Regions from separate parts of the Homo sapiens genome. Here all the other regions are linked to region 2. A link is a contact called in ENCODE Hi-C or POLR2A ChIA-PET data. All regions are on one chromosome and are shown on one strand. The core of a region is the stretch at or near the end of the contact, and the rest is flanking DNA. Distances in the headings are between cores, read along the strand shown.

Evidence for each region. A loop is a pair of places that touch in the nucleus more often than their neighbours do. ChIA-PET counts read pairs that join two places held with the same protein, here RNA polymerase II (POLR2A). Pooled maps may share reads with other maps.
Region 1: a loop to region 2 is called in a pooled map, with 4 times the contacts of the local background. The contact joins two enhancer-like sites. A Hi-C loop is called at or near these places in 1 of 37 single-sample maps with no recorded cell type and 2 of 50 pooled maps. POLR2A ChIA-PET finds 5 or more read pairs at or near these places in 3 of 52 experiments (H1, Panc1 and T-cell).
Region 3: a loop to region 2 is called in a pooled map, with 4 times the contacts of the local background. The contact joins two enhancer-like sites. A Hi-C loop is called at or near these places in 1 of 168 maps with a recorded cell type or tissue (naive thymus-derived CD4-positive, alpha-beta T cell), 1 of 37 single-sample maps with no recorded cell type and 8 of 50 pooled maps. POLR2A ChIA-PET finds 5 or more read pairs at or near these places in 2 of 52 experiments (activated CD4-positive, alpha-beta T cell and activated naive CD8-positive, alpha-beta T cell).
Region 4: a loop to region 2 is called in a map with no recorded cell type, with 4 times the contacts of the local background. The contact joins two enhancer-like sites. A Hi-C loop is called at or near these places in 2 of 168 maps with a recorded cell type or tissue (PC-9 and naive thymus-derived CD4-positive, alpha-beta T cell), 5 of 37 single-sample maps with no recorded cell type and 8 of 50 pooled maps. POLR2A ChIA-PET finds 5 or more read pairs at or near these places in 4 of 52 experiments (AG04450, CD8-positive, alpha-beta memory T cell, activated B cell and 1 more).

Annotation. Positions count from the first base shown.
Region 1 is chr6:16,634,868-16,637,860 of GRCh38, forward strand. All of the region lies in intron 3 of ATXN1 (ataxin 1), which reads right to left. Among named protein-coding and RNA genes, the nearest start is that of ATXN1-AS1, 120 kb to the right of the region's middle. RefSeq lists an enhancer at 1,341-1,510. Within about 2 kb of position 1,590, at least 6 of the 41 ENCODE cell types and tissues checked have a DNase peak (open chromatin) inside an H3K27ac peak, as active enhancers do.
Region 2 is chr6:16,471,815-16,474,747 of GRCh38, forward strand. All of the region lies in intron 6 of ATXN1 (ataxin 1), which reads right to left. Among named protein-coding and RNA genes, the nearest start is that of GMPR, 230 kb to the left of the region's middle. RefSeq lists an enhancer at 1,362-1,441. Within about 2 kb of position 1,482, at least 3 of the 41 ENCODE cell types and tissues checked have a DNase peak (open chromatin) inside an H3K27ac peak, as active enhancers do.
Region 3 is chr6:16,668,689-16,671,541 of GRCh38, forward strand. The region is part of intron 2 of ATXN1 (ataxin 1); the gene reads right to left. Among named protein-coding and RNA genes, the nearest start is that of ATXN1-AS1, 91 kb to the right of the region's middle. RefSeq lists a silencer at 2,008-2,087. Within about 2 kb of position 1,558, at least 19 of the 41 ENCODE cell types and tissues checked have a DNase peak (open chromatin) inside an H3K27ac peak, as active enhancers do.
Region 4 is chr6:16,712,029-16,714,882 of GRCh38, forward strand. All of the region lies in intron 2 of ATXN1 (ataxin 1), which reads right to left. Among named protein-coding and RNA genes, the nearest start is that of ATXN1-AS1, 48 kb to the right of the region's middle. Within about 2 kb of position 1,268, at least 28 of the 41 ENCODE cell types and tissues checked have a DNase peak (open chromatin) inside an H3K27ac peak, as active enhancers do.

The DNA.
Region 1 (2,993 bases), core at 340-2,839, 160 kb after region 2:
AAATGTCTGTAGCTTTCATTACCATTGGCATTATTACTATCGTTTTGTCACTTTTGTTTACAATTGCACTGGTCTCCACCAGTTGATTATTAAGCTCTAGAGCAGGGGTTCCCAACCCCTGGGCTACAGACCTCCTGCACAACAGGAGGTGAGCAGTAGGCGAATGAGCAAAGCTTCATCTGTATTTACAGCCACTCCCCATTGTTCAAATTACCACCTGAGCTCTGCCTCCTGTCAGGTCAGCAACGGCATGAGATTCTCATAGGAGCGTGAACCCTATTGTGAACTGCACATGTGAGGGATGTAGGTTGCACCCTCTTTATGAGAATCTAATGCCTGATGATCTGTCACTGTCTCCCATCACCCCTAGATGGGACCGTTTTGTTGCAGGAAAACAAGCTCAAGGATCTCACTGATTCTACATTATGGTGAGTTGCATAATTATTTCATTATATATTACAACATAATAATATAAATAAAGTGCACAATGAATATAAATGCATTTGAATCATCCCAAAACCATCCCCCGCTCCACCCTAGTCTGTGGAAAAACTGTCTTCCATGAAACCAGTCCCTGGTGCCAAAAAGGTTAGGGACCACTGGTCTAGAGAGAAGGAGCTCTTCTTACACACTGCCCAGAAACTGAGGATGTGACAGAAGTTCAACGAGAGCTAACTAAACAACTAAGTAGCAACCTGACAAGGGCTCAGACAGCTCCAACTAAACCTACACTGCTGCTGCCGCTTACAAAAGCTCATTCATATGTGTGAGTTCAGGCAAAAACACAGTCGTTATCTGATTCTTTAGGCAGGACATTGACCAGATAAATAAATATGTCTGAATCTGCAGAGAAATAATTTCAAAAGGGCTTCAGAAGGAGAAGGAAAATCCACTGTAGCCAGAAGCATCCAAAAGCATCCTGAAAACATGAGTGGAGGAAGGCTGAGCAGGTGTGGGCTGGGGAGGCAGGCAACCCCGCACAGCAGCCAGCACAAACACAAAGCGACGACGCCCACTGTGCTGGGGAAGCACAGGCAGCACAGTCCGTGCAAGGGAAACGCGGCTCCCTACAAGGTGTTTTCAAGGTTCCGGTTTCCCCAGAGCACAACCCTAACCTCAGGCAGTGCACAGTTCTCCCAATAAAAGTCACTCGCCCGTGGAGATCACCGAACACCTGAATTGACACCACGGGCACTTCCAACCTGTGTTCCTGACCACCCTCCCCATGACCTGCCTCCCTTACATCATTTCTGTTTTCCTTTCCCATGGTCCTGTGACTTCTCTTACTCTTTCAAATGCAAAATGTCACAGCTGAAGGGAAGGAACCTCCAAGGATGATCTGGGCTACTGCTTTCTTCTTCATAGGGGAGGAAACTGAGATTCCAGAGAGGTTGGTAACTTTCCCAAGGTTACAAAATTAGCAGTGCAGCCGGAACTGAAACCTACATTGTGTGACCACTCTCCTCCTCCCAAAGCAATTTAGTTTCCAACTGGACCTCATCTGCCTACTTGTTTCTCCCCCAGCCCCCAGGCAGCCCTTCACTGTGGCTGCTGAGTCATCAGGATGAGCTTTGTTCTCAAGCAAGCCACTGGGACAGGCCCTCATGTCTTGAGTAGGACAAAGTATATTTGGCCACTCCCCACTTTGTGGTCACCCTGCTCTGCCTGATGCATGGGCACCTTCTGCCCATGACAACTGTCATTCGCCCTGAATAGTCTATGCCATCACACCTCCTTATGGCTACTAACATAAAAGGTAAGTGACTAATAAATGGTATCATGAATTAATATGAAACCTTTTATACAGACAAATATTTGATTCCTCAGTTATATTTTCTTGGGATCTTTTCTTCCCAGGTCATAGCAGTGCTGTTTCAACAGGAAATGTCATAGCTTGAATGCCAGGTGCACTTTAAAAAATAATCTAAACTAAATTAGCTTTTACACCTAACGACGGCCTGGGAATAATAAAGGAACTCTTTGAAAAAGGAAGAAAGTGGAGAAATAGGAACACTTTTACACTGTTGGTGGGCCTGCAAACTAGTTCAACCATTGTGGAAGACAGTGTGGCGATTCCTCAAGGATCTAGAACTAGAAATACCATTTGACCCAGCCATCCCATTACTGGGGATATACCCAAAGGATTATAAATCATGCTGCTATAAAGGCACATGCGCACGTATGTTTATTGCGGCACTATTCACAATAGCAAAGACTTGGAACCAACCCAAATGTCCATCAATGATAGACTGGATTAAGAAAATGTGGCACATATACACCATGGAATACTATGTAGCCATAAAAAAGGATGAGTTCATGTCCTTTGTTGGGACATGGATGAAGCTGGAAACCATCATTCTCAGCAAATTATCGCAAGGACAAAAAACCAAACACCGCATGTTCTCACTCATAGGTGGGAATTGAACAATGAGAACACTTGGTCACAGGAAGGGGAACATCGCACACCGGGGCCTGTCATGGAGTGGGGGGAGGGGGGAGGGAAAGCTTTAGGAGATATACCTAATGTAAATGATGAGTTAATGGGTGCAGCACACCAACATGATACATGTATACATATGTAACAAACCTGCACATTGTGCACATGTACCCTAGAACTTAAAGTATAATAAAAAATAAATAAAATAAAATAAAAAAAGAAAAAGGAAGAAAGAAACTAATTGAGCACACTAGAAGTCAACAGCTGTTTCTCCAATTAGAGTCACCTATAACAAGTGAATTCTTAGCAGGGAAAATCACCTTAAAATATCCATGTCGAGTTAGGAAAAAATGTTTCATAAAATAGCTATTAAATTAATTTTCTTGAATTGGCATGGGACAAGAAGCTATATAGTTCAGTTCTGCTAAACACCTAAAAAACTCTGATATACTACAGCTACGCCAGGCAAATCGCAAGTTGTTGGGGGGCGATTCCCAGAAATATGTGAATCACGATTGTGACTCATCAGTTTGGGAAATTTAGGACATGATCACTA
Region 2 (2,933 bases), core at 232-2,731:
TATAAGACACTCGGAATACCTAACAGGCCTTAACTTCATCAATCTCCGCACCATCTGTCAGACCTTAGGTTACAGTGACCACCCCCATGCATTAATCAAGAAGAGGCAACCAAGTGTGTAGCTTTGAGAAAAGTTCTGCTCTTTCAGACTTGACTGTATTATTAAAATTTCTAAAAAGGTAAACAACAGGAGGTGGTTTTAATCACAGTGTTGACTTTGATTGCATACCCATGTCCCTGGCAGCTTAGAATGGTTACAGCGCTTAAGGTAACATACAAAGTGCAGATGAGTAAGAAAAGAACCTGACAAAACTCAGTGAAATAACACGCAGGTGGCAGCATATGCACACCTGCGTCTTCACCCCACTTCCAAAAATAAGAAGATTCTATTTTTTTTTACTGTCTACTCCATACACTCTAGAACAGATTACATACATATTTATAAAGAGAAATGTATTGTTTCAATATTTTATGCAAAACTTCATGTAAGGTCATGTGTTTGTACAGCACAAAACATGGAATTGGGTATCTCTCCAGTCACCTATAAAGCTGAGCTCATCCCTTCTTCTGGCACTTGTTCTATACTGTGTTCTGGAAGCCAGACCAGATTGAACACAGCAAACCATATCTTCCTTTCAGTATAGAATGCAATGAGTCAGTGTTTATGCAATGATCTGCTATTAAAGCAAATAAGCAGAATCAGGAATTCCAAAACATGCCATGTTTTCATTTCCATTTCACATGAGTATAAAGCTCACCAAATTTGGGCACTTTAAATTATGAAGTCTCCTATCACACACTTCTTTATCAGTCCTCCACATAATTGTTTAACTAAGACTCTGATAAAAATGTCAAAAATGCTTGCCATGGTTCTCAGCAGCAAACAAATGCCTGCAGGCTCCGAGCATGCCCTGGGGTTTTTCAAACCCTCTCCTGTCTTTGAAAATGCATCCCATTCAGTTAGCAGTGCTGGTGATAAGACATGGCACGCAGAGGGTCTAAACCACCACCCCTAAAGGTGCCAGAGCAGAACCCTGCATTGAGTTTAATGCTGACAGAGCACTCCAATCAGTCAGTCTGTTCGAACTCTTTGATTGGAGAAAAGGTCAGAATCTGAGCTACAAAAGTGGCCTGCCTGCCCCTGGAAGATTAGGTCCTGGGTTTTTAGTTTTCCTTCTTGTCTTCCTCTGTTCCCACAATTCCCATTTATTTTCAATTATTTGGTTAGGGAAGGTGTCCCTCAAGGAAAAGAGCATAGGAATGAAGGCTGCCTGCCCTACTTGTAGACTCTTCTGTATGTTCTTTTTTAATGAAAAAAATTAGAAAACTTGGCAAATTATTATCTGCATCGCACACATTTTGATGCTCCCCTCCCTCAATTTTACCTATAAAAGATACCACTTCCAACATTTGAGTTATAACCCCAAGGACTGAAAAATACCCAGCCACTCCGACCCGATATCAGGCAGTTTCAGTGACAACAAACTGGTCCCCAAACGTACCGGTGAAAACCACACGTTCTCACTCTTGGCGACTTGAATTTGGTGAAATGAAACAGTCATTTCTATTTTTGCCTTTTGAAAGAGTTATGCTTAAAGGTGTAGTGAAAAGGTCAGATCTGGAAATTAATGGGTAAGCATGGTCCTATCCGAGGTCAGAGAAGCATTTTGAGAGTGCCCCAGAGCCTTTAGAACACATTGTTTATTTTGAGGTCAAAGGGAAAAACATGTTGGAAGGAAAAGAGTCTTTGGCTGGGTGATGACAATGACAAGAAGACACTTCCAGAGACTGGAATCTCTTTGACTCAGCCCCTTGGTAGGTGTTTATTTAGAACCCAAGGACATTGGAGTCTGGCAGGATCCCACAAAGGAGCGAGGTGAGGAACACTGGTGGAGTTCTCCCACCAGATTCATACGGATATTGCTGATGACCTGAGCCTCTGTCTTTTCTGCTCTACCTTGAAGGGCCTCCAACCTCTTTTCTGGTCACATTGTTCTGAAAGTACACGTCAGCTTTGAGCCACCTCTCAGTCAAGTCCTTCCATCTTCTCCTATGCTATCCCTGGGTCATCTCTTTGGAAACTTCCTGAATTGTCTAGGCTAACGAGTGTTTTTAGGCTTCTACCACCTAACCATGTCTCTACACATCTCATTGATCATGTCAACATCCTGCTTAAACTCTTTCAATGACCACTCCCCTGTCTTCAAGATAAACTCTAAACTCCTCAGCAGAACTTACTGAAAAGACACTTTATGATCTGGCTTTTTCTTCATGAGACTTCACATATGCCTGACTCCAGCCACTCCAAACTACTTGCTGTCTTCCAACATGCCATGTTCTCTCTTACCTTTGAGCTTTGCTCATGTTGTCCTCATGTGACTAGAGCTGGAGTTTCCCCATCCTTTGAACTGAACAAATTAAGTAATTTGCTTTGGTTAAAGGGAAATTAGCAAGCATCTTGAAGCAGAGCTTGAAAAGCACTCATGCACTGGGGCTTGCCCTTTCTTGCTGCTTTTGGGAACCCTTAGCCTGCAAAGTGAAGAAGCTCAGACTAGTCTACTGGAGGATGAGAGGCCACCTGAAGCAGAGACAAGCTGTCCCAGCTGAAGATCACCCATCTCTCAGGCAAACCAGCCTTCTAGTAGCTATGTGAGTGAGACCATGCTGGATTAACCAGTCCCAGCCAAGCTGGCCCAGACTAAAATAGTCCAGGTGACCCACAATCATAAGATTGTGGTCTTGGCCCTTAACTGTTGGGATGGCTTGTTACACAGTATATGCTAACTGATACATCCACTTTGTTTTCTGGTTAACATCTACTCCTCATTCAAGTCTGAGGATGAAAGCTTCCCTGATCCCAGAAGATGCCATGCTGGTCTGCATCCATGGCAACCTGTGGGTACCATTAGGAGAGAGCTGGTCATGGTGTAAAGG
Region 3 (2,853 bases), core at 308-2,807, 200 kb after region 2:
CATACCTCCAGTTCCATGCCCTGTTCAAGCATTTCGTATACCTCTGTTTTCAGTAGGAATGCCACAAACTGGTATGGAGCTTTTATTATTTTATTTTATTTTTTATTTTATTTTATTTTATTTACTTTATTTTATTTTGAGATAGGGGTCTATGTTGCCCAGTCTGGTCTTGAACTCCTGGCCTCAAGCAATCCTCCCACCTTGGCCTCCTGGGTAAGGATCTTTGTAATGAATATTATTATTTGGATGACAGACTGCAGGAAGCCCAGAATCCACCCCATTTTCTTGGCATCATAATTACTCTTTGAGAAATTGTGCTGTACACTTTGTATAAAATGAGAGCATGTAAATCAAGCAATAATAACAACAATCCTCCCATAGTATGTCAAACTCACGAGGCATTTCCTTCTCCTCCAAACCCTCCTTTCTCTCAGACAAACCAAGTAATTGAAGACATGTATTTTCAAGGAACATGGCTAAGAGCAGACTGTTTCTTTACCACATCAAACTTCTGTGCAGAAGTTAAGAAAGGAGAATCACTCTAATGCTTATTCCTAATGACTGTGATAGACTTTCTGCCTTGAATGGTGCATTTCCATTTGTAAGCTCCATTTATAGAATCACACAAGTTTTTGCCTTCCTCTGAAACCTAACACCCTGATCTTACCCTTTTTTGTATACATCACTCTTGGTGGAAATTTTCAACAACCACAAAGGTGGGGGAAAGGGCGTGGCGTACACTGACTCCTTAGTCATGTTTCCTGATGTTGCCATTTTAGTGTATTTTAAGTATTTACTTATGGCAACAATTATAGTTCACAAAGCACTGTTCTCTTTTTCCATCCGGCAGACCCCCTTGGTGTGCTCTACTACAAAAGGCAGTTTTCTGAATCACTGCTATTAATCAGTAAAGAATTGATGTCCCTATTTGGTGAATAGCAAACTGCTCCTATTGCTCTCTGAACTGAACTGAACAATCTTTTTTTTTTTTTTTTTTTTTTACTTTAAGTTCTGGGACAAATGTGCAGAACGTGCAGGTTTGTTACATAAGTATACATGTATCACGGTGGTTTGTTGTACCCTTCAACCCGTCATCTAGGTTTTAAGCCCCAAATGCATTAGGTATTTGTCCAAATGGAACTCAGCAGTCAGCAAAATATATTAAATTTGTCAGTTCTAGAATAACTCTTGTTGCCTACCTCCACATTCACATTGGTGATGTCTACTCCCTGTCCTCACTCCTGAGCACCTGTCACCTCAGACCACACCACTGAAGCTGACCACCCCATGACCCCCAACCAAGAAAGGGTAAGCCAACACAGAGAAGCCAGGGTGGGCGCTCAGAGAGACTCCTGGGTCTGGTCACTTCTGTGGGTCCACTAAGCCTGTTCCTGGTACCCCAATATCACTAAGTGGCCCAACTTAGAAATACTAGAATCAACTCCTCTGCCTTCCCCCTTATTCCACAGGTCAGCAGGGACCAAATCCTATCAATTCTATTTCCTGGTTATGCTACTTGAATCCTTCCCTTTCTGCCTCTCCAGCAAGTCTGGCTCTGCCGTCACTCACCCCTCGTGCCCTCTCACCCAGATGTCTGCCTGCTCTCATGGTTCTCCAATCACCTCTCCAGAATGCCACAAAAGCTGGCTCTAGAAAATACAGATCTGATCCTTGTACTCTCCAAACTGAAAACCATGGTGACTGCAGTATACTCTCCAAACTATCACTAAAGAGGAAGGGGGATGTGAAACATATACAGTACATTACTCTCTGCGATCTTCCTCTGTGCTATCAACAAGCAAGAAAAAAGAGATCTGGAGAAAACAGATGTGGAGGATACATGCAGAGGACCAAGAACCAAGATTTTATTCAGATTTCCTTCCGTTTTTACTTGGCTCATCTATATTTTGGGTCAGTTTTTTAGAACTCAATTTGACTTTTAATCATTAAAAATGATCCTAGAAGCATGTCCTGTGAGGCACTGCCAAGTCGCATTGATGCATTTCATTACTGCTTGAAAGGCCACATATTCAAAACACTACTAGAAGTCAGGCTAAAGAAAATAAAATGATTTTGGATATTTTTAAGCAGTTACTAAAACAGAAACAAATGTTATTTTTAATCTCTGGCTCACTGTAAACTGACAAGATATGAATATGAATTTTACCAAGTAATGTATAATAACTGCTTCTGCTCACCACAACCACATGCCAACAACTCAATTTTATATTTCATTTCGATGTTACATGTGGAACATATAATCTAGATTACAAACCATCCTCATTACAGTCCATTTACTCTAGCTAATTTTTGATAGCATGACATCATTAGCATAAAAAAGCTTAGTGAATAACTATTCTGAAATTTGCTTTTATAAAAGTCCTTGCAAAGTTTTACATTTCTAAACAAGTGAAAACCAATAGCTGAAAAATTGTAAGATGATGCCATAATTGTCCAAATGTTGCTCAGTTCACCAACAGGCTTACTGAGTAGGTTCTTTAGAAAGAAATTCTGCCAGGTAGTTTGTAATAAGAAGTATCTGCTATGGATCATGCCTTTACAAAGTTTACATTCCAGCAGGGAGGAAAGCATGTACACAATTGGCACTTTTCTTTTCTTTCTTTTTTTTTTTTTTTGCAGTAACGTAACAGAATAAGAGAAGTACAAAAGAGCTACAAAGTCTCAAAAGAGGAACCATTTTATGCAGGAGAGGGTATCAGGAAAGATTCTGGTAAGAAAGTGGGCCTCAGGAGCTAGGCAGATGGGAATTTTGAACTCTAAGTGTCTATTTCTGAAGTGAAACTAATCAATGTGTTTCTACAGTTAACATTTATTGAGCAACTACTATGTGTC
Region 4 (2,854 bases), core at 18-2,517, 240 kb after region 2:
AGAAATCAAAGCAGTGGTTGATGACGGGGAGGTGGAAAGTTGACAGGAAGGGGGCAGAGGGGCTCTGGGGTGATGGAAATGTCCCATATCTTGATTAGGATGCTGATTATGTGGATGTATGCATTCATCAAAACTCATTGCGCTGTACGCTTAAGATGTGTTGATTTCACTGTATGTTCTCCCTAAATAGAAACTAATTTATTAGTGAAAAGAAAGATGTACTTTCTTTTCACTATTAATAATAAACTAATTTATTAGTGAAAAGAAAGATGTACTTTCTACCTGGAGGGTCTGTGGGGATAACCCCTATTCCGTACAAAGGAACAGTGAACATGCTTGAGTGAAAACAGCCACGCAAGGCAGACAGCAAGTGAGAAACGCCTAAGGCAGGGGAAGAACGGTGGTCTGCTACAGTGAGAAGAGAAATAGAGAAGACTGAGTCAGAAGGGGAAGGTATACACCAAACAGGAAGACACGAGTGAACTGAACGCAAGAAGTAGAAAGTAAGAGACCTAAATTCGTGTTTCCAAATAATCCAGTTACCACATTACACTCAAAAAAAGAACCAAAGGCAGTTTTATTTGGAAATTGTTCTCTTCCTCCCTCGACACCTCTGTTAATCAAATTGGAAGCTAGGGGAGGGAACTGAGTAAAGGCAGGGACCTGAACATATCCCTCCGTTTTTGCTTTTTTTTTTTTTCTTTTGCCCCTTAATCAGCCACCTTCAAAACAGTGCCTTTCTAGGGCTAACGTCCTGCCTGTGGCATCTCATCACTGATAAACATCAGGAAGTAACTGCCATTCGCCATTTATAGATTTATATGTACCTGCTAGGATAATGAGATTCACAATCTGTTCATTCCCTTAGTAACTGAATGAAACTCACAAATGGCTACGAGGGAGTATCCTAGTTCACTGAAGCCCAAGCTGGCCTCAGGAACCAGAGATAACATTTCTCCTTTTTCCAGCTGAATTACTAAGACAAGCAAGAGATGACTCATAATAAGCATAGTTGATGAAGCAATTAATGCCAACTCTTCCTCTCTGAGTCATCCCTTCCAGTGAAAGAATCGCTAGGAGTATTAACCCTGGCTGAAAAAGTAGATGCCATGTGAGCACATTAAACTTTACCAAACAATGGAGTGGTAAGGGAAGAGTTGGAGGGTTTCTGTCCAAACTATCTGAATCTAGAGGGACCGCTCCATGAATAAGTTTCAATACAATTGCGGTAATCAGCACCGCTTCCTCTATTTCAATTTACAAACGCTGGGTTTACAGGAATAGCTTTCTGAGACATTCCTATAAAATTAGCTTACTCACTGAATTTTTAAAAAGGAGAACAAAGCCAAAGGACGCCATTGGCCTCTGGGGGCGTATGTGTGTGAACAAGCTGATGCTGTGTAGAAATGATGTGTCAATATCATTTGGGCTACTTGTGTGAAAACTGCTCAATCCAAGAGTTACTTCTTGTTTCTACTGACTGAACATGAAGAGAGAACCAAATATTCCAGACAGGGAAAGAATCTGAGAAAACATAGAGTGGAGTGATTTCAGTGTGTGTATATGAAGAAGGGGGAGCAAATATAAAATCCAACTGGATGCTTTTCATCCTCCATGCAGTTCTCCACCCGCTTACTACCCCTCACTTAAAGTGTGGTCCTGGGGCCAGCAGCATCAGTTTCACGGAGGGATTTGTCAGAAATACATATTCTCAGGCTCCACCCTAGAACTATTAAATCAGAACCCCTGGGCCTGGCGCCCAGAAATCTGTGGTCTAAACAAGCCTTCCAGGTGCCTCTGATGCAAACATTCAATAAAATGTAATCGTCAAATCTTAACTGGTCCCTGGCCGCGCGTAGTAACTCATGCCTATAATCCCAGTACTTTGGGAGGCCAAAGCGGGTGGATCACATGAGGCCAGAAGTTTGAGACCAGCCTGGCCAACATGTGAAATCTCGTCTTTATAAAAATACAAAAATTAGCCAGGCGTGGTGGTGTGCACCTCTAGTCCCAGCTACTTGGGAGGTTGAGGCAGAGAATCACTTGAACCCAGGAGGCGGAGGTTGCAGTGAGCCAAGATCACACCACTCCATGCCAGCCTGGGCGACAGAGTAAGACTGTAGAAAAAAAGAAAGAAAAAAAAAACCACACACCACACACACACACACACACACACACACACACACACACACACACACCAAAACCTGGCCCCATTTGCATGTACTACTGCTACACTCATCCCTCACTCCCACCCACCTTTCGGAGGTAGGCCGCCCATCACTAGATTTAGCAGAGCATCCGCTGACTGAAATGAGACACAGCTGGGAGGCACCCACCACCACCCGCCTTTGTAGAACAGCTACCCAAAAAGACAAGGATAGCAAGTCCCCTGAAGCTTTTCCAATCTATTCCTTTTTGTGATTGTTTTCCTTTTGAAATAGTGTTAACACATTTTAAAATTATATACATATTCATTTTGAAAAATACAGAAATGGCAAAGAAGAAAGTAAAAACCTCCCAGCTGACACTTAACATTTGTCCCATCTTTTTCTAAGCATCAATATATAAATATTTAACAGTATATACATGTTACTTAATTTTTAAAATTTGTAATTGTATATGTATTTTCTTGTATACATTCCTTTGAAAGCTCTGTGATGGGTGTAGGCTGAACTGCTGGGCTGTACTGTTTTAGAGCAAAAAAAGATACTCATGCTGTAATTCTAATTTTTCTGTGTTTCAAAGGGGGGGCTATTAATTTATTAAATTAATTTTTAAAATTTACTCAAGGTGAATTCTTATCCAGATCAATTCCAGGAGTTACGGGGCGTGGAATTTGCCAGATAAGCCACAC